Linked DNA regions of Homo sapiens: region 2 is linked to region 1. Evidence: chromatin loops called from intact Hi-C (ENCODE). Cell type or tissue: heart left ventricle. All regions are shown on one strand.

Region 1 (2,500 bases):
ATAGCCATGGCTATGGAATTATGTTGCAAATGGATACCTAAATTGATCTTTCTTGTCTCTGCAGAATATACGCTAAGCACCTTACACGTATTCACTAATTTTCATAATACAGGTATATATTATCTCCAATGTACAAATGAGGAAATAGAGGCACACAAAAGGTAAGCAGCTTGCCCAAGTCACACAATTAGTAATGTGAGAATTGCCACCCCTTGCATTCTAACAGCCCAGCCCACGGTCCCTTCACCATCCTTCCCACATCACTGCACTACCTTCCTTATGCCGCGTTTGTTTTCTACTCGATGATGTTTTACAATGTTTCAAGACCGTTTTTTTTGTAATTGTAGGATTTATTTTTGCAGTGTAGACCGTGAGTTTCTCTTGTGGGCAGGCATTGTTTTATTCCTCTTTTTGTACTCCTCAACAACTAGAACAGTGCAAATTACGCTCGTCTACTTAAAGGCAAAGAGCTCAAAGTACGCTCGTCCACTTAAAGGCAAAGCAAAGGCTACACATGAATTATATTAATGTCCTGGCGCTTTCCCTCCTTTGGGAAACCATGGATTCAAAAGCATCTTTATGATCTTGAGAGGATTTTACTGTCTTTATGAAGTACTTCACATTGTGAAAGACTCAGAAATACGAGACGTTCCAAAATAGCGGACAGCTACATTCTTTACCAACTGGAGATACGAAATTGGGTGCTAGAGAAAGGTGAAGAGACTGTGTTAACGTGGGAGCACCAGTACACTAATCGGAATACACGGATGGTTTCCCCAAGAAAAGGGAAGCACCTGGCAGCGGTGGGATTCGAACCCACGCCCCCGAAGAGACTGGAGCCTTAATCCAGCGCCTTAGACCGCTCGGCCACGCTACCTACTGGCTAACAGTTGGGAACCTATTCTCTACCCTTTCCTCTTTTACCCTCCCCGCCTGCCAACTTCATGATCCTGTATTTGTAGTTTTACCGGATTTTTTCTTTCTTTTCTTTCTGGTTTGTTTAGCTCTCCTTCATCTTTTAAGCCGCACTATTTGAAATTGGTGGAAAGAGTTATAATACATGTTGTGAAAGGCGTCGCGAGAGAGGGAGGGCAACCTTGTCAGGTCTAACGGTTTGGAGCGCCAGCCCCGTGCCAGGCAAGGCGGGTCACCGGGCAGCGTCGGGGCCCTCTTCTGCCTCGGGGTCTCTTCACGGAGGGCGCCCTGCGGCGACAGCTTTCGCCGGCCGCGCGCACGGCGGTCGGTACCTGTTAAGGACGAGATGCCTTCCGACCACCGGATAACTCGGGACGGTCCCTGATTTGCCTGCTCCCTGTCCAACAGCATCTTCGGCTCACTCGGAAGTGAAAACATGCAATTTCATGTTATAACATGCAATTTCATGTCATAAATTATTCCCACTGACGCCTGAACATTTTTCCTAAAAGGGATCTGCAGTCACAAGGCGCCGCCTTCCGGAATTTAGGTGAGAAAACCTGCAGTGGTTTACTTTATCCACTAGGTGTCACCCATGCCCATAGTTATAAAAGAAGACAGTGACCAACTGTAGACGTGGCTGAAAGTTTTATTAAAGTTTAGTAACCCAACCGAAATTCATAGGTGGCTCGTTGGTCTAGGGGTATGATTCTCGCTTAGGGTGCGAGAGGTCCCGGGTTCAAATCCCGGACGAGCCCTGTTCCTTTTTTCTTTCTCTCCCAGTTAGCTGGCCCCCATAAAGTCACAGATTTTTCTGTCAGTGGACATCCCAATAAAACCACAGGTTTATTCACGTTAAACACCATCACACAAAGTAAGCACCGTCTGAAGTTAGTATGTGAGTACTATGTAATGCTCCATTATTTCAAATATATGTATTTCATCTTTAGGCAAAAATGCTCTTTGTCATGGTATTACATTATGAGGATAAATACCAGGTGCTACCACATATCATGTACATTTCTTTTACATAATCATTATTTTAAATCAACCAGCTTTTTACTTTTGCAGTTCTTTGTTATTATCCAGGAATTGTTCATTCAGGACAGTCATATTTTAATAGTTTCACATAAACCTCACTTTGTAAGCGCAGGGGCCAGCAGATGTCGCGAAGTTCTTGTCACAAATAAAGCCTAGACTCCGTCATTCAAGCCTCAGCTCACTGAACCCTTCTGTGTGCGCATGGGGGTGGGGAACTCGTTGGTGTAGCCCCTTGGGAATGAACTTCTCAACAGGGATTTGCAATCGTATCTGCATATTAGAGTCACCTGTGAAGCTTTTTGACCATCCACTGCTGGGTCCAACCCCAGAACAATTACACTGCAATCTCTGAGGATGGGACCCTAGGAATGATTTTCTTTCTTTCTTTCCCTTTTCTTTTCTTTTCTTTTCTTTTCTTTTCTTTTCTTTTCTTTTCTTTTCTTTTCTTCTCTTTTCTTTCTTTCTTTCTCTTTCTTTCTTTCTCTCTCTCTTTCTCTCTTTCTCTTTCTTTGATGGAGTTTCACTCTTGTTGCCCAGGCTGGAG
Region 2 (2,500 bases), 82 kb before region 1:
TGGTTTCAGGATGAAATTGTTCTGGTTCAGATAGATCATCAAGCATTAGTTAGATTCTCATAAAGAGTGCACAATCTGGATCCCGCACATGCGCAGTTCACAATAGGCGTCCAGCTCCTATGAGAATCTAATGCTGCCTGCTGATCTGGCAGGAGGCAGAGCTTAGGCGGACAGGCCACAGACCGGGATTTGGGGACCTCTGTTCTAGGGAACCCTGAGCCCAGGGAAGGAGTCAACCATAAAATTGTTTACGACAGGCTTCTAGCTAATTAGTCAGCTAATGTGAAGAAAGCAGTTGAAAGCAGTTGTATCCTGAGTTGAAGGGAAGCAGACCTACCTCCCCAAGAAGTAGGTGGTTCTTGTTCGTTTATGAGTAACTCACTGAATTTATGACTGGCTATGATTTCTTGGTAGTCATCACACATACTGAGAAATTCTCACAAAGGGAGAAAAATCTGATCTTCAAATTGTATTGCATTCTTAAGTGTAATACAATTCTTATGACCCCAAATGTAAAAATAAATGGTACATTTTCAAAGACATTAAATTAATTATTAATTTTTTATTTTGTGCTTCTCTTGTGTGTAAGTCAATGAACATTTTCGTATCAAATAGTTCTGTAGCCCTTGCAGGAAGCACCAATGTTGTACAAGTTGTGGGGATATTGCTGTTCACAGAAGGGAGTCTGAGCTTAAAAAAAGGCCATGGGTCCTGGCACTAGGCCTGTGGTGTGGCTAGCCTGTTCTGAGAGCAAGACTGTGGATCTAGAAAGACACAGGACCCCAATGTTCTATGGTTACATGGGAAGACGTGACTGGGTGAGCAAAGTGGGCTCTCTTTCTAATTTGCATTTGGTGTTGATTCCATTACAAATTATAATCTATGAACTTAATGCAAACATTTCCAGCTGCTATTTACTCCATTATTGTGGAATGAAAAAATTCCTTAGCATATTATTTGGTATTCTTCAGCAGTGCATCAAATTTGTCCGCACCGACATTTGTCCATACTTGAGAGAGTTGCTATCTCTAAAAGTCTGAAATTCCATGCTGAAAGTGTGTTCTTGGGAGTTTATCAAGAAAGAGGTACATGATTGTAGAATGGAGAGCCAGCCCTAAAGGAGTAACAAGTATTCACTCATGCAGCTGCTCCAGTATAGCTGCTGGGCTGCCAAGCCACCCACTTGCCACGTTCTTCACATTTACATCATGCTTTTCAGTCTCCTGGGTGTGTTTCCTGTTTCTAGTTTTTTGGAAGATCTTATTAAAGTTTTATTGATTTGTAATCAATTAAGTCTCTTGCTCTGTAATGAACAAATACTGACTTCTAATGTCAAAGGTCTGCCTTACACAGTCAACATTCTTCTGCCTGGTGCCAGAATCCCAGAAATCAGAAATCAGGAAACGGAACCAGAGCTGCTAGTACCTAAAAGAGTCGTTAGGTGGCAGTGGTGGATAGGAATGTTACTAATGTCTTCTCTAGGAAATACCGTACTTGCAGGAGGTGCCAATGCTGTATAACTTGTGGGGATATTGCTGTTCACAGAAGGGAGTATGAGCTGGTGAACCTGTTTAGAATCTCTGTCCAAACTCGCTCTGCATTAGATATTAAGACCAAGGACACCTCATTAGATATAAGTGCCAAAGTAAAAGCCACAAAGTTCAGAATCTACCCATAAGGATATCACAAAATAAAGACCGACCTGTTGTCAGGTTTCACGGGTGCCATTTCCAAACATGCCATTACCCACGTGATCGTGGATGAACAATGAAGTATTTACTTGTTAGTGTTTCTTACTGGTGTATATTCCACAGAACTCATATTATTCACCTTGAATCAACATGCTTGCCTTATTATAACCCTTAATATTTTTTAAGTAATTGACTTCATTTTTCTCTCCAGGCCTAGGTTTGTTCATCAAGAAAATAAAAGAGTTGCTAGCTCTAAAAATCTGAAGTTTCATGGTTCTCATTAAACATAATAGAGGCTTTGCTAGTTTCAATAGCAAAGGTCCAGTGACCCTCAGTTACAGAGACAAATTTTGTATAAGTTTAGTTGGGGGCCTGTAATCTTGATTCCCTAAGACATCCAGGAACCAAATCTCAGCAAGCGTACACCAAAACCACCAATATCTAACATCTGCTCCCTCACTCAAAACTTTCTCAATATATTCAACTCTAAATTCCTCAAAAAGCAAGGTAAAATGGAATTGGGAGAAAACCAGTAAGAGACAGATCGTTTGTGGTGTAAAAGTGAATCTGCCTAAGCCAAGGGTGCAAAGCCTCACATCTGGTGGCAAAAGTCCTATAGATATATCCTTCTGTACCCAAACACGTAACTGTCTGTCAGCTTTTTGTCAGTGGAATTAGTCCCAGCTGTTCTCTGTCCTTTTTTTCTTTTCTTTTCTTTTTTTTTTTTTTTTTTTTTTTTTTTGAGACGGAGTCTCGCTCTGTCGCCCAGGCCGGACTGCGGACTGCAGTGGCGCAATCTCGGCTCACTG

What was found. A loop is a pair of places that touch in the nucleus more often than their neighbours do. Peaks named below come from ENCODE experiments on the same cell type or tissue, not always from the same donor. Only the 100,000 strongest peaks of a DNase experiment are listed, where the experiment ranks them.
Region 2: a loop joins it to region 1, with 8 times the contacts of the local background. A loop is called at or near these places in 103 of 110 quality-filtered maps.

Annotation. Positions count from the first base shown.
Region 1 is chr14:20,608,509-20,611,008 of GRCh38, reverse strand. TRP-AGG2-5 (tRNA-Pro (anticodon AGG) 2-5) reads left to right here and starts at 1,602; the gene lies at 1,602-1,673. It overlaps TRL-AAG2-3 (tRNA-Leu (anticodon AAG) 2-3), which reads right to left and starts at 877; the gene lies at 796-877. LOC124903280 (a long non-coding RNA gene) reads right to left here and starts at 1,195. Exons shown (of 2, transcript XR_007064058.1): 1 at 969-1,195; 2 at 382-704. RefSeq lists silencers at 679-908, 1,499-1,668. In heart left ventricle, a CTCF peak has its summit at 1,461 (motif pointing right); DNase peaks (open chromatin) are centred at 838, 1,172 and 1,388; H3K4me3 peaks cover 1,542 bases.
Region 2 is chr14:20,690,155-20,692,654 of GRCh38, reverse strand. The region is part of intron 1 of RNASE4 (ribonuclease A family member 4); the gene reads right to left. The region is part of intron 1 of ANG (angiogenin); the gene reads right to left. Among named protein-coding and RNA genes, the nearest start is that of ANG, 2.6 kb to the right of the region's middle. In heart left ventricle, a CTCF peak has its summit at 1,439; no DNase peak of the experiment used is centred here.